Linked DNA regions of Homo sapiens: all the other regions are linked to region 3. The links are chromatin loops, found by intact Hi-C in ENCODE. Cell type or tissue: PC-9. All regions are shown on one strand. Each heading gives the region's core, and the rest is flanking DNA. Links, peaks and the distances in the headings are about the cores only. Region 1 overlaps LOC105378861 (a long non-coding RNA gene). Region 2 overlaps SLC44A3-AS1 (SLC44A3 antisense RNA 1). Region 3 overlaps SLC44A3-AS1 (SLC44A3 antisense RNA 1).

The links. A loop is a pair of places that touch in the nucleus more often than their neighbours do. Peaks named below come from ENCODE experiments on the same cell type or tissue, not always from the same donor. Only the 100,000 strongest peaks of a DNase experiment are listed, where the experiment ranks them.
Region 1: a loop joins it to region 3, with 9 times the contacts of the local background. A loop is called at or near these places in 3 of 110 quality-filtered maps.
Region 2: a loop joins it to region 3, with 8 times the contacts of the local background. A loop is called at or near these places in 10 of 110 quality-filtered maps.

What each region holds. Positions count from the first base shown.
Region 1 is chr1:94,575,506-94,585,562 of GRCh38, reverse strand. The region is part of intron 1 of LOC105378861 (a long non-coding RNA gene); the gene reads right to left. Among named protein-coding and RNA genes, the nearest start is that of MIR12133, 37 kb to the right of the region's middle. In PC-9, for the core only: no CTCF peak of the experiment used is centred there; a DNase peak (open chromatin) is centred at 5,532; H3K27ac peaks cover 2,450 bases.
Region 2 is chr1:94,763,468-94,773,524 of GRCh38, reverse strand. All of the region lies in intron 1 of SLC44A3-AS1 (SLC44A3 antisense RNA 1), which reads left to right. Among named protein-coding and RNA genes, the nearest start is that of MIR378G, 23 kb to the right of the region's middle. In PC-9, for the core only: CTCF peaks have their summits at 773 and 974; DNase peaks (open chromatin) are centred at 1,104 and 3,784; H3K27ac peaks cover 1,475 bases.
Region 3 is chr1:94,641,623-94,651,679 of GRCh38, reverse strand. All of the region lies in intron 3 of SLC44A3-AS1 (SLC44A3 antisense RNA 1), which reads left to right. It also overlaps the pseudogene KATNBL1P2. Among named protein-coding and RNA genes, the nearest start is that of MIR378G, 99 kb to the left of the region's middle. In PC-9, for the core only: no CTCF peak of the experiment used is centred there; DNase peaks (open chromatin) are centred at 3,289, 4,669, 5,339, 8,579 and 1 weaker place; H3K4me3 peaks cover 1,321 bases; H3K27ac peaks cover 8,000 bases.

The DNA of each region.
Region 1 (10,057 bases), core at 814-8,813, 66 kb after region 3:
CCTTCCTACCCATAACTATCAGTTCTTCAAACTCTCAATTCTTCAAAAAGCTCACAATTTCTGTGCCTTTAAATTTTATCCCAGTCACTGTATAGTTTAATGCATTTTAAAAATTATTCTTCACAATGACTCTATAAGGTAGGTAATAGTATCATCCTCATTTCATAGACTTGGAAACTGGACTTAGAGAGATTAGCACCTTGCCAAAGTTACAAGGTTGTGAGTGGCAGAGTCGGAACTCAAATCTAGCCCTGGCCTGAAGCCCGAGCCTTATCCACTGTGATATACCACCTTGCCTGTATCATCCAAGCTGTCCATGAAGGCTGACACTGAGACCAAGTTAGCCTGAACATAGAGGTACCATTGGGACTTGGAGAGGCAAAGGCTTAAATTGCTAACTTCAAAGGTATGGACAACTTCTATTGAATTTGTTGAAGATAATGAAATCTAGTTCTTCAGCAATTTAGGGAACACTGTCAGTATTAAAATTTGGTTTTGGTTTTGTCTCTATTTTTAAGCAGGTGGCATGAAGAAAATTTCATTTGGAGAACAAGGACTATTATGTCCATTTAGTTTCTACTCTGTGTTGCTAGGTATGAGAAATAGAGAAGTTAACAAAACATGGTTCTTGCACCAAAACACATAAACATGTGACTAAAGTGTCTATTTCACTGGGCAAATGATAGTTTTGTCCCTTGAGTCTGCATTTACTATTAACACCTGGCCAATCTCCTTAGGGTTAATAACCCACAATGGACCCTTCTTGGTCTACACTGCTAAAATGAGTTCTTTCCTATCATCTGTGAGGTATTCCTTAATAGCACCCCCAAAGGACAGTATAAGAATGCAAATACTTGGTTCCCTTAAGGGTTCCTTTCCAAGTTTTCTGAATGAACTGTGGGGTTAATTCCACCCCCTCCAAACGTTTGCCACTTGTACACTTCTCTCCTTCCATCTTCTTTGCAGAGCAGCCTTATGCAGAAAACAAGCTCAAAAATACAGATTTTTCTTTGGACAGGATCTACACCCAACTCCCAGTGAAACAGAATTCTAGGAGGTGAGAGCCAAACTGGGAGAACTGACCATAAAAACACTTGATCCATCCCTTCTTTTTAAAATGGAATAACCAAGACTTTGAAGAGGTAAGTGGCTTGCCTGTTGTCACAGAGAAATAAACAACAAATTCAAAACTTGAACCCAGGTCATTTATCTTTTTCTACAACTATAATTCATGCCAAATACAAATCCTATGGTCAGAGAAGCCCTTGATGTGAGCTCTGGTTCATCACTTTGCACAATGCTTGGAACAAGTAGATTCCTAGCAAAAGTTGATTAAGCAAATATACGTGAATGAGTTCCCAGCTTCCACTCTACCCCTGCTTACCTCCCGTACCAGCCCTTTCTCTCACTGCATGTTTCCTTCCTGGGCTAAACTACCCAGTAATGCTAATGCAACTCTTACCTGAGCAGCAGCAACAGGGACAGTATTTCCAGAAATACATCTGGCAGAGACGAAGACTACTCTGGAGAGCTATTTAGTCAGTGCATTATCAGGATATATTTTGCTAGCTGACCCCTAGATATGGCTACACAGAGGATGAAGCAAGGATGTTTTAGTAGTAGAAGTTGGTGACAAATCAAGAGCTTAGGGAATAGAGAGCAGTGAGATAATTGGGCCAAACCACTCAAAAATGCAAAAGCTAGAGAAAATTGGTGGGTTAACTGACTTGCCCAAGGCAATACAGCTTTTTGACACCAGAGGAGGGATTTGAACTCTGTTGTCAGGATTCCTAGTCTGGCAACTCTGCATAGTGCTGCTGTCACAGTAGACCAGAAGCCATAGTGCCTAGTTTGGGAGGTGCTTGCAGAGGGATAAGGATGGTGCAGAAATGGGCTGGGTGTGGTGGCTCACGCCTGTAATCCCAGCACGTTTGGAGGCCGAGGTGGGTGGATCACCTGAGGTTGGGAGTTCAAGACCAGCATGACCAACATGGTGAAACCCCATCTCTACTAAAAAATACAAAAATTAGCCGGGCGTTGTGGTGCGTGCCTGTAATTCCAGCTACTCAGGAGGCTGAGGCAGAAGAATCGCTTGAACCCAGGAGGTGAAGGTTGCAGTGAGCGGAGATCACGCCATTGCATGCCAGCCTGGGTGACAGAGCAAGACTCCATCTCAAAAAAAAAAAAACAAAAAAAAAAAGAAAAAGAAGAAAAAAGGATGGTGCAGAAATGTAAAGGAAAGAGAACGCATATGATCAATGAGTGTTTATGGAGAACTTACTTACTGTGTATTAGACATTTCTTATGAATTAAATTGTGTCCCTCCCCACAAATTCATATTTTGAAGCTCTAACCTCCAAAGTGACTGTATTTGGAAATCAGGCCTTTAAGGAGGTAATTAAGGTTACGTGAGTTCAGGCTGGGTGCAGTAGCTCACGCCTGTAATCCCAGCACTTTCGGGGGCCAAGGTGGGTGGATCATGAGGTCAAGAGATCAAGGCCAGCATCCTGGCCAATGTGGTGAAACTCTGTCTCTACTAAAAATACAAAAATTAGCTGGGCGTGGTGGTGTGCGCCTGTAGTCCCAGCTACTAGGGAGGCTGAGGCAGGAGAATCACTTGAACCCAGGAGGCGAAGGTTGCAGTAAGCCGAGAACATGCTACTTCACTCCAGCCTGGCAACAGAGTGAGACTCCATCTCAAAAAAAAAAAAAAAAAAAAAGTTACATGAGTTCATAAGGGTGGGGCTGTAATCCAATAGGACTATTGTCCTTATAAGAAGAGGAAGAGACACCAGGAGCATGCACACACAGAAGAAAGGTTTTGTGAGGACACAGGAAGAAGGAAGCCACCAACAAACCAAAAAGAGGGGCCTCAGGAGAAACCAAGCCTGCCAGCAACTTGATCTCAGAATTCCAGAACTGTGAGAAAATAAATTTCTGTCATTTAAGCCACCCTATCTGTGGCAATCTGTGATGGCAGCTCAGGCTGATTATTACAACACTGATGGCCAACAGTGAAGGAGCTGCTGAAGACCAACTCTACCTCATTCTCTTTCTCTTCCAGAATTGCTCAGGCCCAGGGAGATGAGGAGCTGACCCACACAGTCAAAATCTAACCAGGAATTTTCAGGTTAACCAGGTCTGCACTAAGACAAACAAGAAAAAAGACATTAACAAATGATGAAAAAAGACATTAACAAATGATGAAAGTTGAAGACAGTCACAAACAATTTATCTTTTCTGTGGCTTGTCTGTTTGTACATTCATTAATTGCCTTGTTTTACTGGTGATTTTCATAAGAATAAACATTTACTTCAGAAAACTCACTTCTTGAAAACAGAGCACGTATAAACTATTTGGGGCTTTAGATTTTTCAGTGTTCGGAAAAATAAGAGTTGATGTCAAGGAAAAGATAAATGCCATTGAAAGAATCTGTGGAGGGGTATCAGTGAAAAGCATAAGTGAGGATCATGGAAAATCATCTCTATACAAGCAGTGAGAACACTGACAAAAATGGTCAGAGTCAAATTTTTCAGAACATTGGAAATTAAGCAAAGGCTTGCAGCAATACAAGGAAAGTTTATTCAAGGAAAAATGGCTCAATCTCAGTAAGGGTAGCAATATTTATGACATTTTAATTTGCTGTATCCCTATTTCCCCCTCCACAACTCAACAACAGCCTTGAAAACCAACAGCCCACAAGTACAGTGAAAATCAGCATCCAGGAAGACACTGGAGGGGGTTATGTGGGATTAGATTGCCTTCAAAGCCCCATTCCCACAGAATTGTCATTATTTGATCTGTCTGGTAGTTCCTGGGAGACTCCACTTGCAAGGATGTCTTTATTTGAACTGACTTGGAAAGTACCTGTCTACTGTGGAGAGTCTTTTCCTAGAAGCATTGGTTGAAAACAATATAGCTGCCCAAAGTGGTAGATAGCAGTTGGGTCAAACAATAAGCTAATAAAAAATCTTAAAAAGAAAGTCAGGGTAGTGAAATGTCCATAGGGAGCTTTGGAAAGCTTTGATATATTCCTGGTAATCTAGAAGGTTACGTGCATGCCCAGGCCTGTGCACATACTCAGGAAAGAACTAACAAGGCCTAAACTCTCACCTCTGATTGATATTGAGGTTCTGCCCAAGCAGGAAGTGAAGGCTAAGGTGGAGTTGGAAGCTGTCTGGCTGAATTTTGAAGATGTATCTCAAATATTCACATAGACCCCCTGCCCTGACCAAACACTATGACACTTCTTGGTCCTAAGCATTTGATAAATTTCTGTGTAATCATTACCTGACCACTAAGATAACTGAGCAGAGACATCAATAACCACATATGAAAAAGAATGCAAATTTTACAGAATTAGTTCAGAAACAAACCAGCAACAACAAATCCTGGAGATGGGAATCTGTTCCAGAGTTACCACATTATATTTTTAAAAGTCTAGTTTTTAGAAATGTCTGTAAAAATTATGAAACATGCAAAGAAACAAGAATATATGGCCTATGCTCAGAGAGAAAAAGCAGCCAATAAAAACTATCCCTGGAAAGCCAGATTCTGTAATACTAGACAAAGTCAGCTACTTTAAATATGTTCAAAGAACTAAAGAAAACTATGTCTAAACTAAAGGAAAGTATGAGAAGAATGTCTCACCAGATAAAGAGATTAAAATTACTTTTAAGAAAACAAATAGAAATTCTGGAGTTGAAAAGTACAATAAAGGGGACCAAGATGGCTGATTAGAAGCAGCTGCGATCTGTGGCATTCACAGAGAGGAACGAAAGAGGTGCGTGAATACAGCACCTTTAACTGAAATATCCAGATACTCGCATTGGGACTGATCAGGGAAACAACTCAAAGCACGGAGAATAAAGAAAACTAGGGTGGGGTGACAGCCCACCTAGGAGTGACACAGAGTCGAGGGAACCCCCACCCCCAGCCAAGGGAAGTGGTGAGTGAGTGTGCAACCCTGGGAAACCATGCTTTTCCCACAGATCTTTGCAACCCGCAGATCAGGGAATCCCTTTGTGAGCCCACACCATCAGGGCCTTAGGTTCAACACACGGAGCTGTATGGAGTCTTGGCAGAGTGCCTGCTCAGGCACACACAGAGACCCAGGAGCTTTACATACTCTGGCCTCAGGATCTCTAATAAAGGTGTATGCAACGAGGCAAATCAGGAGGTCCGTGCATACCCCAAAGAAGTGGGCTGAATCCAGGAGGCTGAGCAGCATCAGTCTGTGGGCCCCACTTTCACGGCACCTCACAAGATAAAACCCACTGGCTTGGAATTCCAGCAAGCCACCAGCAACAGGGTGGAGCCTGCCTGATACAAGACTGAACCCCTAGGGGGAGGGGCGGGTGCCATCTCTGCTGTTTGATCTACTTGGCCATTCCAGACTGTGGGCTTTGGAGAGTCAGACAGTCCAGATGAGGAGGTGTCTCCCTAGCACAGCACAGCTGCTTTGCCAGAGCCTGGCCAGAATGCTTCTTTAAGCAGGAATCTGATCTCTCCCGGGATGGAATGCCTGAGGAGGAAGGGTGGGCCACTACCTTGGTTGTTTGGATGACTCAGCCATTCTAGCCTGCAGGCTTTGGAGAGTCCAAGTCTACAGAAGCAGAGGCAGCTTCCCAGCACAACATGGCTGTTTTGTTGAGGCATGGTCAGACTGCTTCTTCAAGCAGAACCCTGATCCACTTCTCCTAAGGTGTTGGTCCCCCCAGCAGAGGACTTGGCCTTCCCTGCCCATGTTCTATGGCCGACAGAGTTCTAATTTCTCCCTGGGATGGGGAGCCTGGGGTGGTGGGGCAGGCCAACACCTTGGCTGTTTGGGCATCTCAGCTGGTCCAGCCTGAGGATATTGCAGAACCTAAACCAACTGGGGGCTGAAGGGATCCCCAACACAGCACAGCTGCTCTACAAAAAAGCAGCCAAACTGCTTCTTTAAGCAGATCTCTGATCCCATTCCTCCTGACTGAAAGACCGGGATCTCTAGCCACTTCCTACAGGCACATTCAGGCTGGCAACAGGTCAGTACCCTCTGGGATGGAGGACCTTCCAGAGGAAGGGGCAGGCTGCCATCTTTGCTTTTTCACAGCCTTCACCGGTGATACCTCCAGGTTAGGGAAAAACCAAGGTGACTAGAGTCCAGAATGGACCCACAGAAAACTGCAGCAGCCTATGAAAGAGTGGCCAGACTGTTAAAAGAAAAACAAACAAACAAACAACAAAAGCAAAAAGGCCCACAAAAACCCCATCCAAAGGTCAGCAACTCCAAAGATCGAAAGTAGATAAGCCCACAAAGATGAGAAAGAACCAACAAAAAAACGCTGAAAACTCAAAAAGCCAGAGTGTCCCTTTTCCTCCAAATGAGTGCAGCACTTCTCCAGCAAGCGGTCAGAATTGGGCTGAGGCTGGTATGGCTGAAATGACAGAAGTAGGCTTCAGAATGTGGATAAAAATGAACTTCACTGAGCTAAAGAAGCATGTTGTAACCCAATGCAAAGGAGCTAAGAATCATGATAAAACAATGCAGGAGCTGACCTGTTGCCAGCCTGAATGTGTCTGTAGGAAGCAGCAGGAGCCATAATATCCAGTATAGATAGAAACATAACTGACCTGATGGAGTTGAAAAACACACTATAAAAACTTAACAATGCAGTCACAAGTATTAATAGCAGAACAGACCAAGTGGAGGAAAGAATCTCAGAGCTTAAAGACTATCTTTCTGAAATAAGACAAGCAGACAAGAATAGATAAAAAAGAAAAATGAAAGGAATGAAGAAAACCTCCGAGAAGTATGGGATTATGTAAAGAGACCTAATCTACGACTGACTAGGGTATCTGAAAGAGATGGGGAGAATGGAATCAATTTGAAAAGCATACTTCAGGATATCATCCAGGAGACCTTTCCCAACCTAGCAAGACAGGCCAACATTCACATTCAGGAAATGCAGAGAACCCCAGTAAAATTCTCCACAAGAAGATCATCCCCAAGACTCATAACCATCAAATTCTCCAAGGTTGAAATGAAATAAAAAATGTTAAGGGCAGCCAGAGAGAAGGGCCAGGTCACCTACAAAGGGAAGACCATCAGACTAACAGTGGACCTCTCAGCAGAAACCCTCCAAGCCAGAAGAGATTAGGGGGCAATATTCAACACTCTTAAAGAAAATAATTTCCAACACAGAATTTCGTATCCAGCCAAATGAAGCTTCATAAGTGAAGGAGAAATAAGATATTTTTCAGACATGCAAATGCTGCAGGAATTTGTTACCATCAGACCTGCCTTACAAGAGCTCCCGAAGAAAGCACTGAATATGAAAAGGAAAAACTGTTATCATCCCCTACAAAACCACACTGAAGTATACAGACCAGTGACACTCTGAAGCAATCACATAAACAAGTCTGCAAAGCATTATGATGGCAGGATTAAAGCCACACATAACAATACTAAGCTTAAATGTAAATGGACTAAATATCCTAATTAAAAGACACAGATAAAGAACCAAGATTCATTGGTATGTTGTTTTCAAGAGACCCATCTCACATGCAAAGACACATACAGGCTCAAAATAAAGGAGTGGAGGAAAATTTACTAAGCAAATGGAAAACAGAAAAAAGTAGGGATTGCAATTCTGATTTCTGACAAAACAGACTTGAAAACAACAAAGATAAAAAAAGACAAAGAAGGGCATTACATACGGTAAAGGGTTCAATTCAACAAGAAGGGCTAATATATATACATATATGTGTGTGTATACATATATCTCCAATAGGTGCACCCAGATTCATAAAGCAAGTTCTTAGAGATCTTCAAAGAGACTTAGACTCTCACAAAATAATAGTGAGAGAATTTAACACCCCACTGACAATATTAGACGTATCATCAGGACAGAAAATTGACAAAGATATCCAGGAACTGAACTCAGCTCTGGATCAAGTGGACCTGATAGATATCTATAGAACTCTCCACCCAAAAACAACAGAACATATATCCTCCTTCTCGCCACATGGCACTTATTCTAAAATTGATCACGTAATCAGAAGTAAAATACTCCTCAGCAAATGCAAAAGCACTGAAATCATAACAGTCTCTCAGATGACAGCACAATCAAATTAGAACTCAAGATTAAGAAATTCACAGGCCAGGTGTGGTGGCTCACATCTGTAATCCCAGCACTTTGGGAGTCCAAGGCAGGCAGGTCACCTGAGGTCCAAGGCGGGCGGATCACCTGAGGTCAGGAGTTCAAGATCAGCCTGTCCAACATGGAGAAACCCGTCTCTACTAAAAATACAAAATTAGCTAGGTTTGGTGGCACATGCCTATAATTCCAGCTACTTGGAGAGGCTGAGGCAGGAGAATTGCTTGAACCCGGGAGGAGGAGGTTGCGGTGAGCCGAGATTGCGCCAATGCACTCCAGCCTGGGCAACAAGAGCAAAACTCCATCTCAAAAAAAAAAAAAAAGAAAAAAAAAAGAAATTCACTCAAAACCATACAACTACATGAAAATTGAACAACCTGCTCCTGAGGGACATTTGGGCAAATAATGAAATTAAGGCAGAAATCAAGTTCTTTGAAACAAATGAGAACAAAGATACAATGTACCAGAATCTTTGGGACACAGCTAAAGCAGCATTAAGAGGGAAATTTATAGCACTAAATGCCCACATAAAAAAGCTAGAAAGATCTCAAATTAACAACCTAACATCACAGTTAAAAAGCTAGAGAACAAAGAGCAAACACACCCCAAAGCTAGCAGAAGATAAGAAATAACCAAGATCAGAGCTGAACTGAAGGAGATAGAGACAAGAAAAACCCTTCAAAAAAATCAATGAATCCAGGAGCTGGTTTTTTGAAAAAATTAATAAAATAGACCACTAGCTAGACTAATAAAGAAGAAAAGAGAGGGCCGGGCGCAGTGGCTCACACCTGTAATCCCAGAACTTTGGGAGGCCGAGGCGGGCGGATCACGAGGTCAGGAGATCGAAACCATCCTGGCTAACATGGTGAAACCCTGTCTCTACTAAAAATACAAAAAATTAGCCGGGCGAGGTGGCAGGCGCCTGTAGTCCCAGCTACTCAGGAGGTTGAGGCAGGAGAGTGGAGTGAACCCCAGGGGGCGGAGCCTGCAGTGAGCGGAGAGCACGCCACTGCACTCCAGCCTGGGCGACAGCGAGACTCCGTCTCAAAAAAAAAAAAAAAACAAAAACAAAACAAAGAAGAAAAGAGAGAAGATTCAAATAAACACAATCAGAAATGATAAGGGGAATACTAGCACTGACCCCACAGAAATACAAACAACCATCAGAGAGTACTGTAAAAACCTCTATGCACAGAAACTAGAAAATCTAGAAGAAATGGATAAGTTCCTGGACACATACACCCTCCCAAGACTGAACCAGGAAGAAACTGAACCCCTGAACCGACCAATAATGAGTTCCAAAATTGAAGCAGTAATAAATAGCCTACCAATAAATGAAAGCCCAGGACCAGATGAATTCACAGCTGAATTCTACCAGAGGCACAGATAAGAGCTGGTACGATTCCTACTGAAACTATTCAAAAAAATTGAAAAGGAGAGACTCCTCCCTAACTCATGCTATGAGGCCAGCATCATCCTGATACCAAAATCTGGCAGAGATACAAGAAAAAAAAGAAAACTTCTGGCCAATATCCTTGATGAACATCAATGAAAAATCCTCAACAAAATACTGGCAAACCAAATCCAACAGCACATCAAAAAGCTTATCCACCACAACCAAGTAGGCTTCATCCTTGGGATGCAAGGCTAGTTCAACATACACAAATCAATAAATGTAACTCATCACATAAACAGAACTAAGACAAAAACCACATGATCATCTCAATAGATGAAGAAAAGGCCTTCAATAAAATTCAACACCGCTTCATGTTAAAAACATATTAGGTATTGAAGGAACATACGTCAAAATAATAACAGCCATATATGAAAAACCCACAGCCAATATCATGCTGAATGGAAAAAAGCCAGAAGCATTCCACTTGAAAACCAGCACAAGGTAAGTTTGCCCTCTCTCA
Region 2 (10,057 bases), core at 693-8,692, 120 kb before region 3:
GTAGGCAGAGCTTCATTTACAGGTGATTATCAGTAAGTCCTGGGTTTCCATGAGATCATTTTGCTTTCTCCTGGGAGGTGAAGCCTCTTTCCTAACTCAGGCTGTCTCAGGGTTTTGCAGCCCTCTGTCACAACGAACTCATCAGTGGCTATTTCCTTACGAAGGCTTCTGATAGGTTCACATGCCAGAGTTTCCAACCTTCACCAGCAGCTCAGATTTATGCCCCAGTGAGCGAATGTACTCAGTACTAGTTCCTTCCTATCAGCTTAGGAAAGTGTGTAGTTCAAGGATTTAAATCATTTAAACAAACTTAATTGGGAAAAACAGACACTTTAACTTTCTACCTGATGTCCCCTTTGGTCCAGCCTAGCCACCTCCGGATTTATGATGCAGTGAGTATTGCTCTGTTATTTTATCTCACATATTTTCATGTTTCCTTTTTTTCTTCTTAACTGAGACCACAAATTAGAAAAAACCTTCAGATTCACTTCCTGCGTTGTACACTTGAGCACACAGGCCTAGGGACATCGATTGCCATACTTGAGATCATGCAGCTATTAAGGGGAGGGGATGAGCCAAGGATCCAGGCTCTTCTGATGCCCAGCTCAGGGCTCAATCCACACTGGCTCCATCTTTACATCTAGCCCTGGGTGTTCTTTTTTTATTATTTATTTTTTATTTTTTTGAGTCTCGCTCTGTCTCCCAGGCTGGAGTGCAATGGTGCGATCTCAGCTCACTGCAACCTCTGCCTCCAGGGTTCAGGTGATTCTCCTGCCTCAGCCTCCCAAATAGCTGGGCCTACAGGTGTGCACCACCATGCCTGGCTAACTTTTGTATTTTTAGTAGAGACAGGGTTTTGCCCTGTTGGCCAGCCTGCTCTCATACTCCTGACCTCAGGTGATTAACCCACCTTGGCCTCCCAAAGTGCTGCAATTACAGGCGTGAGCCACTGTGCCCGGCCTAGCCTTGGATGCTTTACTGCATCCGTTTCCCCAACCATTCATGGCTTTGTAACTAGAGCACAGTGTTCTTTCTGTAGAAGGTACTTAAGGAAAGTGTTGCCTAACTTTTTATTTGCTTGGGGTTGAAATGTCAGCTTGCGGGAAATGCTCTAGAAATGTGTGGGGAAACTCTGCTAAGCACCCTCCATGACTCTCTCATTTGGTTTTCAAGGACTGAGGTAGTGATGTCATTCATTCTTGAACAGAAAGAACTAGCCAAACTTGTTTTCAGAGTCTAACACTTTGAATAGAGGCTAGAATTCTCTTACTGACCATCACGCCATGTACAAAACATTGCCAATAAACTGCTGAATCTCTGCATCTCTTGGGCTTAAATGGAAAAGCGTCTTCTCCAACCTGGGGAATAAAGTATAGGCTTTGTAATTTTATGTAAGGAAAACCCAATACTAGTTACTCTTTCTGGCATGCTTACTATGTGCCACATATATGGTGCCTCTATTATGCTGTACAAATGTTAATTCATTCAATCCTTGGCCTTAAGTGGTAAAATTTATATTATTCTGAATTTTATAAAGGAAAAGAGTGAGGCTCAGTTGCTTTTCCAAAGTCGCACAGCTAGAAAGTGGCAAAGCATGGAGTCAAATTGACTATAAGCCCTGCAGACCAGAAAAGGTGACACTTTGCCTTTGAAGACACAACAAGAGGGCTTTCCTGGATGTCTGCCAGAAACTGCTGTCTTCTGGCAGGTTCTGGGCCTCTATTTTCCATGTTCAGACTCCTAAAGGGAACAGGAGAACACTTGTTTATTTCTGTCTTCTTCTGGTCCCACTTTTACATCCCATCCCCATGGGAGGGTAAAAAAAGAAGAGGAGGCCCATCCACCTCCACTTCTCCTCTTGATGTTTGCACCAGTGGCCATAGAGATGGGGACAGACCGGACTCTGGTGCCATGGACTGGCACATGGTCTCAAGTTTCTGGCCCTGGGGTTGGAATACAGTTCCACTTGCTCTGTAGGAGATCAGAGGGATGCTATTTACAAACATTGAGTTATGTGAACTCATTTCAGTGGATTTGGGAAAATTACTCTCCATGGGAATAAAAGTTATCAAGAAAGAATTTTTAAATACTCTATATATTTGCAGGTCGAATTTATTATTTCCTAATACAACTAATATAATTATCCTCTCCCATGTTCTTCAACAGATGTATTCCAGAAACATTTTGTCTGAATCTTTAAAAGACTGCTTTGCTTTTTCTGATATCAGGTCAATAGAGAAATGTGCCACCCTGCTAGTAAAAGCCAGTTTTTGAGCAATATCTGCATAACTGTTAAATGTGTTATTATTATTATTATTTTTTGTCTAACTTTCATCCTGCACTCTTCAGCAGAACTAAAGATACTCCCTGTTCCAAGGAAGCTCATAATCTAATAATGCCATTGGAAAGTCACTTGTTATTAGTGTAGGCCTTTTGCAAATACCCTCCAAAAAAAGCTTAATGTGAGTTTTAATCCAGATAAATAAACCTATTAAGAAGGAAAAGGAGAAGGAATAAGTCTCATGAAGATTTACTACTCTTGGAGTTTGTTTTCTTCGCTGTAAGGAAGAGTTGTTCCCCATTGCTTCAATCACAAAAAACCATTAAACATAGACCAAGAAGGGGGAAAAAAACCTTACAAGATCACTTTATAAGGGACAATAAGTACTTGAAAATTAGAAAACATCCCTTTAAATTTGGGAAGTCTTTAAGTGCTCTGGGTGAATACATGAGTGGTAGTAAAGAGTGAAGTGTGCAAACTCCAATCTACAGTCAATTTGGCAGCAGAATTCTCAGTGTGCTACGGAAGTAAGCAAATGTTAGAGAGGTAAACAGATTCCAGATTAACTTACCTGGAAGAGTCTCCAAGAGCAGCTGGGAAGCAGAAGAATGCAGCTCCTTTCTTGCCATCTGGTTTGACTGGAAATCCACTGGTCTGGTGGTTCCATTGGCATGGGGGCATTACCCTCCTCCCCTTCTCCCCAAACCCTTCAAAATTTCCAAGGAAGCCTGTCAAGCTCAGTTAAGACTCAATGTGTCCCCAGGGTCCTTTTTTGCCACATGGAAGAAGAGAGAATGTGTCTTATCTTGATGATTTTCTTCTAATCAATTTGAGTGTCAACAGCTAAATTTGAAAAATAGAATGCAAAGTGAAGACTAGATTTATCATTGTTAAGCTAGGAAACCAAGAGTCTGCATTTCTGTATTCTAGGGTGAAAATGGAAATTCACCTGTGGAACTCACTGGCCATTGTGGAAGAAACAGTAAGATGACCCTCCCTTCATTATGCTGGCCAATATGGTATCAGATCACTTTGTGTTTCCACTTCAGAACTTTGTGGGTGACTTTTGTTCACTGTTGTATCCCCAGCACCTAGAGCAGTGGCTCATGAAAAATAGAGTTTCAATAAGTATTTGTGGGAATGAATGAACGTTTGATCAAAAGAGGTAATTCTCTCATGCTGCCAAGATGAATGTGGGGGCTTGGAAATGTGTTCCTAGAATCCTGCATTGGAGATTGAAACTCAATTGGAGCTTTCCTATGGAAGCAATGTTACATAAAGTGATTGGGAGTTATTGAAATAGTGCTCTTGGCACCATGATAGCTGTAGGCACTTGTGGCTTGGCATGATGACTTTGTTATAGTCTATGTCACTGTTTCCATGGGAAAATACATTCTGGGTCCCAGGACTTGGCTTATAAGTGACTTTGGAAATACAAACCAGTCTTAGTTGAGACCTGCCCGAAACTTTGGTTTGACTGTGGCTGTCTTGGAATGTGTCCAAAATAAGGCATTGCTAGGAAACCTGAGTGGCCTTTCTTCTTGTGGCTGGTTCCTACCAGGAAGGGTGGTGTCATGTCAGGAATGTAGACTTGAAGTTTGTAGACCATACCATGCTAGCTATGACCCTTCCTTAAGTGGCCTAAAAAGACTAGAGGATTTTTAATGGACTGGGGAAAGGTCCTTCCAGGTATGTTAATATCCCAAACAATTTAGCTACATAGAATGTGGCCCAGAAACATCACAGTGGGTCACCAGCAACCATGACATTCAGTGAGGTTCAGAGACAATCAGGGTATTATCCTAGAAGATCATAATGTTGGGTATAATATTTGTGGCATAATTGTTGTTTAATCAGCTCTGGGATATGGCTGGGCTATCTTACAGAACAAACAGCCTCATGCACGCTGATGCACATTTGAAGGAATATCCTTCATGTAGACTCATTCAGACATCCCAACCTGCTTTTCTGCAGATTGGGGGTTGGTGTGAGGAGCCAGTAGTCTCAGACAGCACTAGTATTGAGGCCATGGATGTCCAGGGAGAAGCCTGGCACCTTATTCTTTGGCATGAAGACCGTGGGGCCTCAAGGGAAGGTGGAAAGTCTAAGGCTCTCTGGTCATAAGATAGGGTCACCTGGTGATGGAAGGGCTGCAACTGGCCCTGAGAGGGTTCCTGACTGACCACACAGATGTACTTGCTGGGACATGAAGAGATGTCTCTGCCATGAGGCTGGTGGGTCTTGGCAGGGGACAGGGGCAGAGTTGGAAACAGAAATCTAACACAAAGGTGAGAGAGTGATTTTAAGTTGTTGGAGGAGTTATGAGATTCTAGCCAGGGTGTAGGGAATGAGGTAGGGGTGAAGGACAGCACTGACCTCTTGAATAAGGGCAGTATCAGTAGATACTGTGTCACTGTGTCCCCTTCAGGGGCCCCTCTGGCAGTGAACGAGGCTAATACAGTGTGTTTCTGCTCAGGCTTGTTAATGCCTTTCATTGCTTTCTCTCTGTCCACACAGGAGGCTGCTTGTGTTAGCCTCATTTTCGGTAGACTCTACTCAACTGTGGCAATGATGGGCACCTGTAGTACCAAGCTCATATCTCACTAGATTTGCTGCAAAGAAGACCAAGCAAAGTTCCAAGGCTGATGCTTTGCAGCCCAGAATGGATCATGACTATTACCTTGATTGGCCAGGCCTAGGACGGGGGTAACCACTCTCAAGCCCTTGGACTGAGACTGGGGGAAAAGTGGTTCCCCAGGAAAAACTGAGTTCCTATTATCTAAAGAAGACATGAATATTCAGCAGAAAAACATCACATTTCCACACTTTTAAACTCTGAAATATGTGGCTAGGTATAAGTCAAAGCCAGAAATTAAATGAGGGAACAGTTCTCTGAGGCCTTCACGCAGCTGTTAATGTTCCTAGAAAGTGAAGGGGTTTTCCCTGATCTATTCTATAACGTATCTTAAGTAGAGTACTTTCAAGTTCTTGTCCTGGAAAATCACCACATGATTAACAAACCCATAGACTGGAAAATTGGGGAAGGGCAGGCAGAAGACTACAAGAGAACTCTTGTACCCTTTCAACAAATAGGCAGCATCACTTAGCACAAAGGAGGAAATGAAGCAATAATTGAAACCATGAAGTGGGTATCTTTGTATGCGTGCATGTTGTGAAAAAACGTGCATCATCCACATTAACACATAGCCAGATGAAAACCCAAGTCATCTCCTTTACTGTAATATTATTAGAAAACAGTGATACTTATTATTTCTTCATCACTTTCTAAGTTACGGGTTAATCTAATCTTGCAATGAGATTCTTCTGCATCAGGTAAAGTTACTCTTATTCTTCAATGATACCTCTTCAAAGAGTCTTTCCAGATTCATGTAGGGAGGGATCTTTTTTTCTCCTTCTTGGTAGCTGCTCACTGCTTTTTGTGCATGCCAGTATGATAGCACTTGTCGTGTGGCACTGTGATTTTTTATTTGTTCAAAAGGCTCTATCAGGCAAGAGCTATGGGCTTTGAGGTGCATCACTTGACTTCCCTGAAACACAAACTGGTAGAATAACAGTTCATCCCTCTTAGGGGTATTGCAAGAATTAAATTAAATGAGCTGTTGCATGAAAAGCACTTAGCATAATACCTGGCTTATAGTGGGAGCCCAGTAAATATTGGCAGTTAGCATTTTAGTGTTTATTCTCATTAAAATAATAATGATTATAATAATTATCATTGCTATGTCCTCTACTAGGTGGAGAAGTGCTTGAGGGCAGGGACTGTTCTGAGATCATAGTAGGTACTCTGTGGAAAAAAAGGAGGGAGGAGGGAAATAAAAAATGGAAACAACAAAGAGGGCAGCAATACCAGGTTTGCCCAGAAGTGACAACTCTAGGTAGCCAGAAATAGCCTCTCCAGCTAGAAGGGATCTCATGACCTTTTGTTTTATAGAAAAGGAAATGTAGGGGCCAAGAAAGGTTAAGGAGCATGTTTAGGATCACAGTGTTGGCAGCAGTGGCCTGGAATCCAGGCTCTCTCCTGGGGTTAACCTTCATAGCCCCTGCTTTATTGGCATCTCCACCTTCCTTAGTAAATGCCCATGTATCCATATGGCTTGATAAACCTTGGCTGATGTCTGCCACTGAGAGAATAGGGCATTTCCTATCTATCCCCAGATGGAGACTGAGGAGAACATGGATATTTGATGGGAATGTAATGTATTCGTTATCTTTTCAGTGTCTTTCTTGTAAAACCCAAAAGGCAGCCATTAAAAAATAATATGATCCTGGTCTTAATCCAGCAGGCTCCAAGCAGCCTCAGCCATTATGAGAGTTACTGACTCTAATTGCAAATTATGAGGCAGTTAAAGAAATATAGCATATGTCCTTCTTTAATATAGGTTTGAACCTTCTTTAATATAGGATTGAACTGAACTGTCTACAAGGATTACTGTCTTCCTTGGGAAATAGGCAAGCACTGAGCTGACACAGGAGCCAAAACAAGGTCTCTGGAACGTATACTGGCAGGAATATCAGAAAGGAAACCCATTCCTGTGTTTGAGTGGATGGGACTCCTCAGAAGTGAGAGAAAATTAATACTGAGATTGACAGAGTGCTTGAAAGGGGAGGTGAGAATGAACTAAATGTAAGAAAGCCAGGTTGGGTATAAAACTGTCTGTAACTGAATATACTTCATCACAAGCATCATGATCTCATGTGTGTATTATGGGTTACATTATACCTTAGGTACAGTCATTTGCCCAAATTGGGAATTTGCACCCTAGGGTGGAGAGCCAGCATTCGAATTAGGAAAACTGTACTCCAGAAGCAGCTACTACAAGAGCTCCCATGACCTTTATCTATGATCAATGGTAGAGGCTCTGCTAACTGGCATACTTAATGTTAGAAATAGGTTTCCGTTGATGAAATCCGTGGCTTCTTAGCATAGTGGATGCTCCAAACAGAAATTCATTCGTGAACTTACTAGTGGTAAAGATAAGTGAATTGTCTCAAGTATTTTAGAGTAGCTTCCTGCTTTTGATTAAAAAGAGTATAAACATCTAGCCAGTCCTGTAGCTCTTAGTGATGCAATCCTGGATCAAGATTTGGATTCAGAAGTTACTAGTTTCTTGATGTCAACTATGCAGATTAATTGAATTCTGTATCCAAAATATTGTTGTATTTACCTGAAAAGATGATGTGCTATCAGGAGCTAAAGAAGCCATGCTTTAACTATGAAGGGATAAACCCAAGGACAATATGCAAAGTATGTTATTTATCCAATGCTCTCTGACAAATTACTCCAAAATGTAGTGGCTTAAAACAACAATAATAATAATCTCCCATGATTTCTGTGAGTCAGGAATTTGAGAGCAGTTCTGGCTTGGAGATTTCTCATGAAGTTACAATCACATGTTGGCTGGAGCTGTAACTATCTGAAGGCTTGACTGGGGCTGAAGGACTCACTTCCAAGATAGCTAACTCCATGGCAGACAAGCTGATGCTCCCCGTTGGAGGGAGGCCTTAGCTTTTCTCTATGTTGGCTTCTCCATGTGTCCTGGATTTCCTCACAACATGGTGGTTGAGTTCCAGAGGCAAGCATCTGAAAACAGAGAGCCAGGTGGAAGCTGTATCCTTTCTGTGATCTACCCTCAAGAGTCACATAGCATCACTTCTGCCCCACTCCATTGACTGGGACAGTCACAATCCCCTGCCTAGATTTGAGAAGAGAGAACACAGACCCTTCCCTTAATGGGAGGAGTGTCAGTTGCCAGTCACATTGTGTGAAAATTATGTGCGATGAGATAAATATGTAGGTGTGGCATTTTTTGAGAAATACAACATGCTACAATAAGTAAGGATGGCAATGAGAAAAGGTAAGAAAACAAAAACAAAAAACCCACCTAGGGCCTTGATACCATCACTGGGCTACTGAAGTAATCAACCATGAAAACACCTACCTCAGAATATCTTGTTTTGTAAGATAGTACTTTATCTTCATTATTTTATTTGGGTATTCTATTATTATAGCTGAAAATATTTTAATGGATATTACTTGGTAGAAAAGCTAGAGCAAAAGACCTGGATTCAAATTCTCCCATGGCTCCCTAGATGATATTACTTCAACTAAAGTATTTATTCCCATTCATGTATTCAACAAATGTTTATAAATGAACTTCAATGTGCCAACAAGGTACTGTTTAAGACAGTAAGAATGCAACAGTGAGTAAAACCGGCAGAGATCCCTGTCCTCATGTAGCTAACAATTGACTATGTGTTCTGTGGGACTGTCTGTGTGTGAGGGAGGTGGTGGTATGGAGTGGCAAGAAATAAACCAGGTAAATAATTAAGATGATGTTGAGTGGTGAGGAGTGCTATGGAGGAAGATAAAGCAGGACAGGGTGACAGTGTGACTAGGGAGGTCCTCATGCACAAGGTGACATTTGAGTAAGGACTTGAAGGAGACCCAGTGTGTATTAGGAACACTTCTAGTGGGACCTAAGGGAGTCAGTGAGGGGAAGGATAGTAGGAAGTGAGGACAGACGTTTTAGGAGATGGGAGCAAATTGTATAGTGAAATGGGAAGCTGTTGAGCTTTTGATTAGAGGGTTATGTAATCTGACTTACTTTTTTTTCTTTTTTTAAATTATACTTTAAGTTCTAGGGTACATGTACACAATGCGCAGGCTTGTTACATAGGTATACATGTGCCATGTTGGTTTGCTGCACCCATTAACTCGTCATTTACATTAGGTATTTCTCCTAATGCTATCCCTCCCCCTACTCCCCACCCCATGACAGGCCCCTGTGTGTGATGTTCCCCACCCTGTGTCCAAGTGTTCTCATTGTTCAATTCCCACCTATGAGTGAGAACACACGGTGTTTGGTTTTCTGTCCTTGTGATAGTTTGCTCAGAATGATGGTTTCCACCTTCATCCATGTCCCTGCAAAGGACATGAACTCATCCTTTTTTATGGCTGCATAGTATTCCATGGTGTATATATGCCACATTTTCTTAACCCAGTCCATCATTGATGGACATTTGGGTTGGTTCCAAAGTTTTTGCTATTGTGAATACTGCCACAATAAACATACGTGTGCATGTGTCTTTAGAGTAGCATGATTTATAATCCTTTGGGTATATACCCAGTAATGAGATCGCTGTGTCAAATGGTATTTCTAGTTCTAGATCCTTGAGGAATCGCCACACTGTCTTCCACAATGGTTGAACTAGTTTACACTCCCACCAACAGTGTAAAAGCATTCCAATTTCTCCACATCTTCTCTAGCATCTGTTGTTTCCTGACTTTTTAATGACCGCCATTCTAACTGGTGTGAAATGGTATCTCATTGTGGTTTTGATTTGCATTTCTCTGATGAGCATTTCTTCATGTGTCTGTTGGCTGCATATACATGTCTTCTTTTGAGAAGTGTCTGTTCATATCCTTTGCCCAATTTTGATGGGGTTGGTTTTTTCTTGTAAATTTATTTAAGTTCTTTGTAGATTCTGGATATTAGCCCTTTATCAGATGGATAGATTGCAAAAATTTTCTCCCATTCTATAGGTTGCCTATTTACTCTGACGGTAGTTTCTTTTGCTGTGCAGAAGCTCTTTAGTTTGATTAGATCCCATTTGTCAATTTTGGCTTTTGTTGCCATTGCTTTTGGTGTTTTAGTCATGAAGTCCTTGTTCATGCCTATGTCCTGAATGGTATTGCTTAGGTTTTCTTCTAGGGTTTTTATGGTTTTAGTCTAACATTTAAGTCTTTAATCCATC
Region 3 (10,057 bases), core at 1,366-9,365:
TTTCCACTACTGCCTTAATAGCTCATAGACTGTAGCTCTTCCCCCTCCTTCAGGTCCTTCACGACCCACCGACCCACCGGAAAAGGGCAGAACCAGCATTGGGCGGAGTCAGGGAAGTGCCCCCACCTTGCCCAAGGGGCGCTCTCCTAGCAGGTCTTGCACAGGCCTGAGAGGGCTGCCCAGTGGATGCCAGGACTGGGCTGAACAGCTGCAGTAACCTGAGGCACTGATGTTTAGGAACTACAGCATCTGAAACCCCAATGTTAAAAATGGGAATTTTCTAATATTATTGAGGATCATTTCATTGATGGTCTTAGAGAAAGGATCTCTACTTTGACTGGTAAGAACATGAAGGAGCTTAAGAAATTTCCAAGACAGTTGGCTGCTTACGTAACTAGAACAATTGGAGAAGCTAGGAAATGCCCACATAAACTACGTAAGGGCACCTATTGCAGAAAGAAAGTTCATCATTTTTTTCCAAATCTCAAATCTTTCCTATGGAAAGGAACATTCCTCTTCAAGTGGGGGCTGTGGGCATGACAAGTAAAGAAAATGAACTGGCTTGTGCAGGCCACCTGCCAGAAAAATTACACCATGATAGTTAAATATATCTGGTTAACTCCAGTGATTCTGATTTTTTAGACAGCCTATTATCAAAATATGGCGGGCTTTCCCTAAGGTTTCGCAGGACCATGAAACAGTTGCACAAGTTCTGCTGAACATGAATTTGAGATTGAAAGTAGCTTTAATTTTTTGCAGAAAAAGATGTGTGAGTGAATTTGTACCTTATTTGGTGAGGATAGGAGATCTTGGAGTTTGGTGGATTGCCTTCTCGTGCTCACCAATAGTTTACAGGAAGAAAAGCAATACACCTTACATGGCTGCTGTATAGATTTGGTACCACTAGCAAAGTCACTACTTAAAAGCAAATTTGAAGAAAATATGTAATAATTGGTTTAAACTGGATTCAATCAGTCATTAAAATGTGGTGGTCAGGATTATAATCAAACAAATTATAATAATGGAAATATTCAGATTTTAAAACAATGAAGTGTATTGTGGGAACAGGGAAGCCATCTGGGAAATACTGCTATTATAGCCAAGGATATAAACACTCATTTGTAACAGTGGCATTGAGAGATTACAGCTACTAAAGAGTGTTTTGTTATTCAAAGCATCTCTTGACTATATGACTTCCAAGAAAATGTCTCGTCAGAATTGTGAACTATCGGAGAAATCAAAACCACTTTTGTCTTTAAAAAGCCACATAATGAACCCACTAATGAAATTCTAACAATATACTTCATACTGAAGTAGAAAAATACCCAAAAGGAACAGCTTCAACTTCAATTAGGTGGAAGGATACTACAAAGATACTTGAACTTTGGTGCATTTGGGATTTATGTGGTTATTTGGTAACATTGTTTAGGAACTACTGGGTCTTAATGCAGTCCTGCATATTACATAAGCGTATAATTTATACTATATGAAAAAATAAGACAAGGACTTATTACTAGGAACCATAAAGACCAATCTTAGTTAATTTTTTAAAGATTATATTCTATAAGAAAATGTGTGCAGCCATTCTCTTATGTTGAAAAGGCTTTGAAAGTTTAAAAAATTATGGCAAATAACCAATATTAAAATTGTTTTTCTCACAATGAGATATTGTGCATGCAAAAAGCCTTAAATGTTAATAAGCTGATGTGTTATGATACCAATATCTGTAAAATATTTGCTTGATGATAATCCTGACCACCACATTAAAAAAAAATTTAAAACCATCATGCTTCTGCATGTTCAAAGGTAAATCAGAGGAATTAAATCAGAGGTTTATATTCATGAAGAATGTTGTCACTGAAATGTTTTTCACATCATTTTCACAACTTGAGAATATTTTTATCATCTGATTTTTTTTTTGGCCAGGGTCATTATGTTATGTAGGCATGTGTTATCTCTAAATAAAAGGAAAGAATTAATATGTATTTTTACGAATGCTCAACTAGAAATGTCTATGGAGTTGGCTAATTTATACACATTTAATTAGATATAGATTTCTAATATTTTCAGTTCTGTATAATTTAAGCTTTCTTTATTTAAGTAAACTTATTACTCTTTTTTAAAAAGTTCATGTGCTTTGATCAGTCGATTCATCTGCAAAATTAGGAATAAAAAGAAAAATATGAAATAATCAGAAACACAAAGAATTGTATACAATGAAATTAAGACAGAAAATATTATTATTTTGAAACTGTTGAATATGATGTTTTTAAGAATTTTTAATTATATAAGAAAATGCTCAAAATATAATGTTAGGTGAAAAAAGAAAACAGCACACATTCTCAACCACAAAATTATATGTGTGTGACTATATAGAAGTATGTGTGCATCTGTGTGGATGTTATGAAATTAAAGCATATCAAAATGTTAATAGTGATTCTTTTTGAGTGTTGGGAACACAGACAATTTTTATTTTCTTTTTTATGGTTTTCTGTGTTTTCCAAAACATCTACCATCATAGTTTTCCACATGCTCAGGAAAAAACCTCATGTGAAAAGAGAAACACATGTTTAGAAAAGTTCCTTACATAATAATTGCTAGCAAGAAACAGAGTGATTACTATATCCAGGGGCTTTATAAAGGTATCTTGTGTGGTCTTCACAGCAGCACTGGGAGGTGGGTGTTAGTGCCCCTGTTTTCAAGACCTAGAAGAGTCCCAGGCTCAGGGAGATTAAGTATGTTGTCCAAAGTCAAACAGCTTTTGTGTCTGGGCCAGGATTTGATGCCACACCTGTCTGATCAGAGGTGGAATTATGGACGTTCTCGGGTACAACCTGCTCCACATTTCCTTGCCAAGCGTAGAGCTCACTCAGCAGCCTTCATCCCAGGGAAGGTGTGAGCAGCAAATGAGAGTACATAGGTTCATTTAGTGTGTCTACGGTGTTTTTAAACTATGACATGTTGGATTTCAGCACCCAGACAGGGACCCTTAAAAGACCCCTGTAGAGTCCCACCTCATTTTAATGAGAAGTCAGTCTCGGAGTTGAAGAAAATCTTTTATTTATTAGAAGTTGCCTACGCTAAAATGAGTTCTCTGTGTGGGTGGAAATTTGCTTGGTTAGAAATTGAATTCTTGATTTGCATCCAATCTTTTCTAATAATCCATTTAAGGAAAGGGAAGTACTCGCACACGGGATGGATTTATAAAGTCTTGAGAAACCTGTAACTCTCTGAGTTTATCTAACAAATAGGCCTGTCCCTGACTCAGCCTGCTCAGGTCAGGAGGCTTGCGGAAATGCGCCAGCTGCCTAAACAGATACGAAAGCTCTTATTTCATCACCAAAACATCTTCTGTAAGGCGGTGTTGAGCTCCGACACGAAAACCAACTTGGATAAGATCCTCAGGGTACAAAGCTGATTGGAGTGACTGCTGCTCTATTAAGCATATCAGATCTCACCCATGACCCCCTCCCTCCTAGCCTTGCTGTCACCACCCGCCCCCTCCCCACCCCACCCCTCCAAAAAACCAATCTGTGGCTGGGACTGAAGTCTCTTTGATGAGGATGAAGTTTTTCATTGATGATTGGAGAGACAGCCTAAATGAATATAGTGCCCAATGATATGATTTAAATTCCTACCAAGGTGTCACCTGTCCAACCCTTTCCTGAAAGCAGAGTGGGAATGAAAGGGGAGAACATCAGGTGGGGAGTTTGTGACCTGGAGGAGAGCAAAGGACCCAGAATGGACAAGTCCCTTGTCAACACAGAGCACTTTCCATCATTTCCTGCTTCTTGAACCCAGACAGACACAGAGAAGACCTGCAAGAAAGGGCATACCCTAATTTGCCTGGTGTCCATGAAGGTCATGGATGTAGGATTTGCAGTACACTGTGGGGAGAAGAGCCATAAACTATGTAGGCATCACTTAACTTTGGACAAATCACTTTACCTCTCTAAGCCTCAGTTCCCTCTTCTGTAAAACAAGGTTGAACTGGACATTTTTCGAGTTTCCTTCCAGTTCTAAAGGACTGCCGCCCCAGGCTTCCCTAAATAATCTGCTCCTGCTTGGATTCAATAGAACACTGGAGATTCTTTCTCTTATCCTCCTGCAGTGAAGAGAGACCCATGAGGACACCTGATCCAGTTCTCTGAGGCCCTCCTTGTCCACACTTGGTTGTGTCTGAGTAGTACAAAGCATCAGACCTATCAGGGTGGTTGGTCTTTGCTGCCTATTAACTGTGTGTGACTTAGAAAATCTTTGCACTTCTGCTCCTTGATTACTAGAAGTGAGCAATTGCAATTGCTCCTGCCTGGCAGAGTCGGGGGGAGGTTAGAGTTGTGGGTAATGTGATTAGAAGAATGCCTGGCTCATCATAAGCATGCTCTTGTCATTGGCTCCTTTCTTCCTTCTTGCTGGCTAAGTCATTTTGGGCTGTATGTGTTAGGAGGAGGGAACCCCAGGAGCTGCTCCAGAGGTGTATAGGTTAGGCAACATAGTGAGACCTTGTCTCTACAAATAATAATAATAATAATAATAATAATAATAATAATTTAAGTTAGTTAGGTGTGGTGGTGCATGCCTGTAGTCCCAGCTACTCGGGAGGCTGAGTTGGAAGGGTTGTTGGAGTCCTGGAAGTCAAGACTGCAGTTAGCCATGATTGCAACATTGCATTCCAGCCTGGGCGACAGAGGGAAACCCTGTCTCGTAAGAAGAGAGAGAGAGAGAGAGAAGGAAAGAAAGGAAGGAAGGAAGGCAGGAAGGCAAGCTGGCTCCTGTCTCAGCTACCCAGAGTGCTAGGATTACAGGTCTGCACCACCAAGCCCTACGAATTTAATTTCTCTCTGATTAGCGATCAGAGGAAGGAGATTGGTGATTGTCTCCCCTCTATGAGACCCAGTTTTCCATATTCTAATCTTCTTCAAGACCAGCTCAAGGCCTACCTCCCTTGGAGGCCCCAGACCCCTCTCGTCCACAGAGATCATACAAGGTGCATCCTGAAATGCATGCTCACCATGCACTGCCTTGCAGGGCTAGATGAACTTTCAGATGAGAAAGTTATGATTCCTCCACTAGATTGGGATCTCCTTAAGGTCAAGGGTCATGTCTTCTTGATCTTTATCTCCACTCCCCACTCCCAACCCATCCTCAGAAAAATGCCTAGCATGGGGCTTGGCACATGGTAGGCTCTCAACGCGGGTTTGACTCTGAATGAATGCATTCCTGGGGACTCCAGTCAGCTATGATAATGGCGATCATGAAAGCTGAGGTGTTTGCTTAGTCATCGCCACATTGCATATTTTTCAGCTTAATTATCATGTAATTTCTTCATATCTTCCAATAAATGAAAGACAAAATATATCTTTGGGGGATGTATGCATGTGAAAATTAATTCTCATGGAAGTCCTTGACTTACCACAAAAATTCAAGAAATGTACTTCTTACACATGGACACAGGGAAATACTGATCTTCCTGTCATGTGCAAATTAGGAGCCCTTGGACAGAAGAACTGAGTGTGAACCCCAGTGGAGTGAATATTTGTATTTGTATTACTGTAAATTTTATAGAATCAAATTTCTTAGTGGGAAACCTTACTGCAGTCATCAGTTCTGGTAACTGCTCCTGATTTAATAGTTTACGGCTAGCAATCCCAAATAGCAATGTAATTCAGCCATCTACCTCGATGTGTTTTTTTTGTTTGTTTTTTTTGTTTTTTGAGACGGAGTCTCGCTCTGTCGCCCAGGCTGGAGTGCAGTGGCGCAATCTCGGCTCACTGCAAGCTCTGCCTCCTGGGTTCACACCATTCTCCTGCCTTAGCCTCCCGAGTGGCTGGGACTGCAGGCGCCCACCACCACGCCTGGCTAATTTTTTTTTTGTATTTTCAGTAGAGATGGGGTTTCACTGTGTTAGCCAGGATGGTCTCGATCTCCTGACCCTGTGATCTGCCCGCCTCGGCCTCCCAAAGTGCTGGGATTACAGGTGTGAGCCACTGTGCCTGGCTTTTTTTTCTTTTTTTTAGATAGAGTCTCTTTCTGTCACCCAGCCTGGAGTTCAGTGGCACGATCTTGGCTCACTGCAACCTCTGCCTCCCAGGTTCAAGCAATTCTCCTGCCTCAGCCTCCTGAGTAGCTGGGATTACAGACGCACGCCACCACACCTGGCTAATTTTTGTATTTTTAGTAGAGACGGGGGTTTCACCATGTTTGTCAGGCTGATCTGGAACTCCTGACCTCGTGATCCACTTGCCTCGGCCTCCCAAAGTCTTGGAATTACTGGCGTGAGCCACCGTGCCCGGCCCTACCTCAATGTTTATTTCACAATTGTGCACTGAAGAAAAACCACACAGCTCAAGTGAGTTGGTCAGTGGGAGCTCTGCTGAGATCTTTTATAGCTGGCATGGGCGAGTATATTTTGTTTCAACTGCTTTGAGCATTTTCACTCTAGTATTCTTGTAGCCATTCTCTGATAGCCCAACTCCAGGTTCTTTCTATGAAGCATCTTGGCCCTGCCCACTGCTATTCCTTTAGCCCTTTTCTGCAGTACATTAGATATTATGTATCCTTTTTTGGCACTGCATCTTTTATACATATGTGGCAAGCCACCTTTGGCTTTGGCTACTAGTTAAAGCCTAGGTCTCTACACTTATCCAGCGTCCTAAATGGGGATGCCTCACTCAGTTGTACAGGTTGTGCACTGCATTACTCCAGGGAATGCATGTACATGGACCATGGTCGTGCTTCTAAAGCTATATTGGTACAATCTCCATGACACTCCAAGAATGACCCATTCTCATAAACTACCTGCCAATTTCTCAGCAAACGCAAGCTTCATTCAGAGGCACTGGCAAGAGCCATAAAGCATGCCTGATCCTGGGTACTCCAGGTTTGTTTCTGGGAGTATAGATCTGTTCCTGCTACTCTAGGTATGTTCCTGGATCCATTCAAAAGAAAGCTGCATCTCGGCACCAAACTGTTCTGGCCCTGCTTTTACCTTAATTATACTCTGGTATAAGTCATCAACCACACTGGAAAATGTAATAAGAAGCACTCTGCTCCTTGTTGCTGCAGCTTTCTAGTGCTCTGAACTGAGGACTTTGCTCACAATATTACAACCTCTTCAGAAAGTGTAATGGGAGAGCTTTCTCTCTGATCTCGGTATCAGGAAGAGTTATTAAGTTTTTCCTGAACAAATGGTTTGATTGGATTTTATAGACGGGTACTGTGATGCGCATAACTGAAACTGCTTTCATGTGTGTGCTGACTGTTAGAAAGTGGAGCGGCAAGTTTGTGGCTCAACACTAAGCAATATAAAGACCTTGAAGTGTGTGCTTCATGCCTTTGCCTCACTCTTCTTCATCTGCACTCATTAAACAACAAGTAGTTACTGAGTACCTGCTACCCACCAAACACTGTTCTAGATACTACTCTGAAAATACATTTTAAATAGAGCAGAGGTCTGAGAAGCACTGACGGAGAAGTTGCCATCTGAGCAAAGCCTGAAGGAGTGATGTGTGCTGTCTAGATCCCTGGGGAAAAAAAGCATTCCAGAGATAGGAAACAGGGAGTTCAAAACCCTGAGGCAGGAGTGTGCCCAGCATGTTGAAGAAACAGCAAGGAGGATGGCGTGGCTGAAGTGGAGTGGGTGAGGCAGCGATAGGGTCCAAGAAGTAACCGGAAGCAAGCTCCTGTCGAGCTTCAGAGGGCTTTGCTGTACTTGGGCCTTTACACTGCGTAAGATGAGAAGCCATTAGAGGGTTTGGAGCAGAGGAGTGGCATAACTTCAAAGGGTCCCTCTAGCTAGCGAGCTGACAGCACACATAGGAGACAGAGGTAGAAGCAGGGAGACCACTTAGGAGACCCCTGCAGGATCTCAGAGGAGATGGTGTGCTGAGCCAGCATGGTAGTAGGTGGGAAGAGGTCACATTCTGGGTAATAGGATTTGTTGATAGATACAGTGTGGGGCACGAAGGACAGGAGGGGGCCAAGGATGACCCTGAGAAATTGGAAGGATAGAGTGTCTTTAACTACATGCTCTCCCATGAAGGGAATCTGGGGCAGTAGATTTGAACACGCTAGGAGTGCGGGGCCTGTTAGACCCCAAGTGGAGATGAGTGAGCTTGGGTTTCAGGTAGACATCTGGCTGAATAGAAATGCATTGCTGGTATTCGGAGCCACAGCCTAGAGCAGATGGCAGAATAAAGGGTAGGTGGGGGTAGCATGAGGGTGGAGAAGAGGCGCTCCCGGGGCTGAGCCCAGGAACAATGCAAGGCTAAGAGTTCTTCTAAGTTTCCTACCCTCTTTCTTAAAAAACCTAATTTCCTAGGCTGGTATTTTACAAATCTTATTCCATTTCATTCAGTTCTATAACCCCCTTAAATTCTTTTCAGAACAAGACAAATGTATTTGAAAGCAGTGCAGTAATAGTAATATCAGTTCATCCCTTTGAGAAATATTTGTTAAGTGCCAGTTATGTGTCAAGCATTAGGAGCTGGGGATAACCAGACAAACTGCCTCTCTTGTGAAACAGAGTATATTTGAGGGGAATGACAGATACTTGACATGTAGATAAACACATAGTTAGGATAACATCAGATCCTAACAGGTGCAATATCAGATCATAACAGAAACTGGAACAGATAAAGAGGTAGAGAGTAACTCAGGACAGGGAGTGGTGGCTTCACTGAGGATATGCTACTTGAACTGAAACATAGGTGATGAGAAGGAGTCAGGCAATGTTCCGGCAGAAGAGCATTCCAGGATAGGGTCAGTAGCCAGCGCAAAGGCCTGGGATGGGAATGAGCTTGGCATGCTGGGATGAGTAAGTAGGCTGGCTGGAGTGGCTGGAACACAGTAAAGGAGAGCTGCGTACGAGGGGAAGGGGCCAGGTCATGTTGGGCCTTGACAGCATGGCTTTCAGTTCAAGTGCACTGGGAAGCCACTGCAGACTTCCCAGCAGGGGAGGGACGTGATGTGATTTGTCCTGCCTGCTGAATATAGAGCCTCTGAAAAGAAGCAGAGACTGGCATGGAGGTGGTGCCATGGATGAAGAGCCGGATGGTGGCACTGGACTGGAATCTGGTGTTGCAAGTGGGAGAGAGACTCAAGTGCATGTTCAAGGCTTTGCTCAGGGATTGAAAGAAGTAAGGGAGAAGTTAAAGCTGACTCCTGAGTTTTAGCTTCAGCAAGTGGATGGATATGGATGCTGTTTCCTAGATGGGGCAAGCTGGAAGAGGGGCTGGTTTCCTGGAGAAACAAGAGTTCTGCTTCAACTACGTTAGCCTTCAGATGCCTATTAGTCACTTTGCAGATCTCCATGTTATCTACGTGGAAAGTCACACGTTCACTCAATTAATATTTGTTGAATGAGTGAGCGAATGCCAGTCCTTTAGAGTTGAGGAAGGCCAGACATAGAGTTATAGATTGGCAATTCAGAATGACGCCAATGCTGGAGGAAGCAGTTTCACTGATGTTTTCTTTATCAGTCATCTTAGCCACCTGCAGAGGCGTTGGCTGGGAAGTATTTTCCTTATTCTACAGGTGAGGTGTCTGAGGCTTTAGAGACCGCATGACTGCCCATTGCACCCACCCACAGGGGCAGATGCAGCAATTTTTCTTGTGTCTTCTCATCCCAGGCTAGTGCCCTTTCCACCATCCAACACCAAGCTCTTGTCAGTGTGCCTCCTGTCACCTGGGAGAGCTGCACTGGAAGGTGCCCATGTGATGTGGAGCCAACCCTGGCCCTTGTGGATGTGCTGACTCTGGCCACACAGAAGCTGTGAGGCCCAATTCCAGCCTGAAAGTGGCCTGGGCCATCAGTAGACAACCTGAAGCTGGCTGGGACTTCCTAACAGGCCTGACCAAGTTCTGTGACAAGAACAATGACACCCACAAATAAGGCTCCCCCACCTTGTCCTGGTGAGTCAGAAGCACCATGGGGGAAGGCTGGTCCAGGCTTCAGAATGGAACTCAGGCCAGGTTTCTCCCACAGCAGACAGGCCTCTTCTCTGGGTGGTTTGCATCATTGCAGTTCATTGATTGGGGGTGGGGAGGGGGCATGATG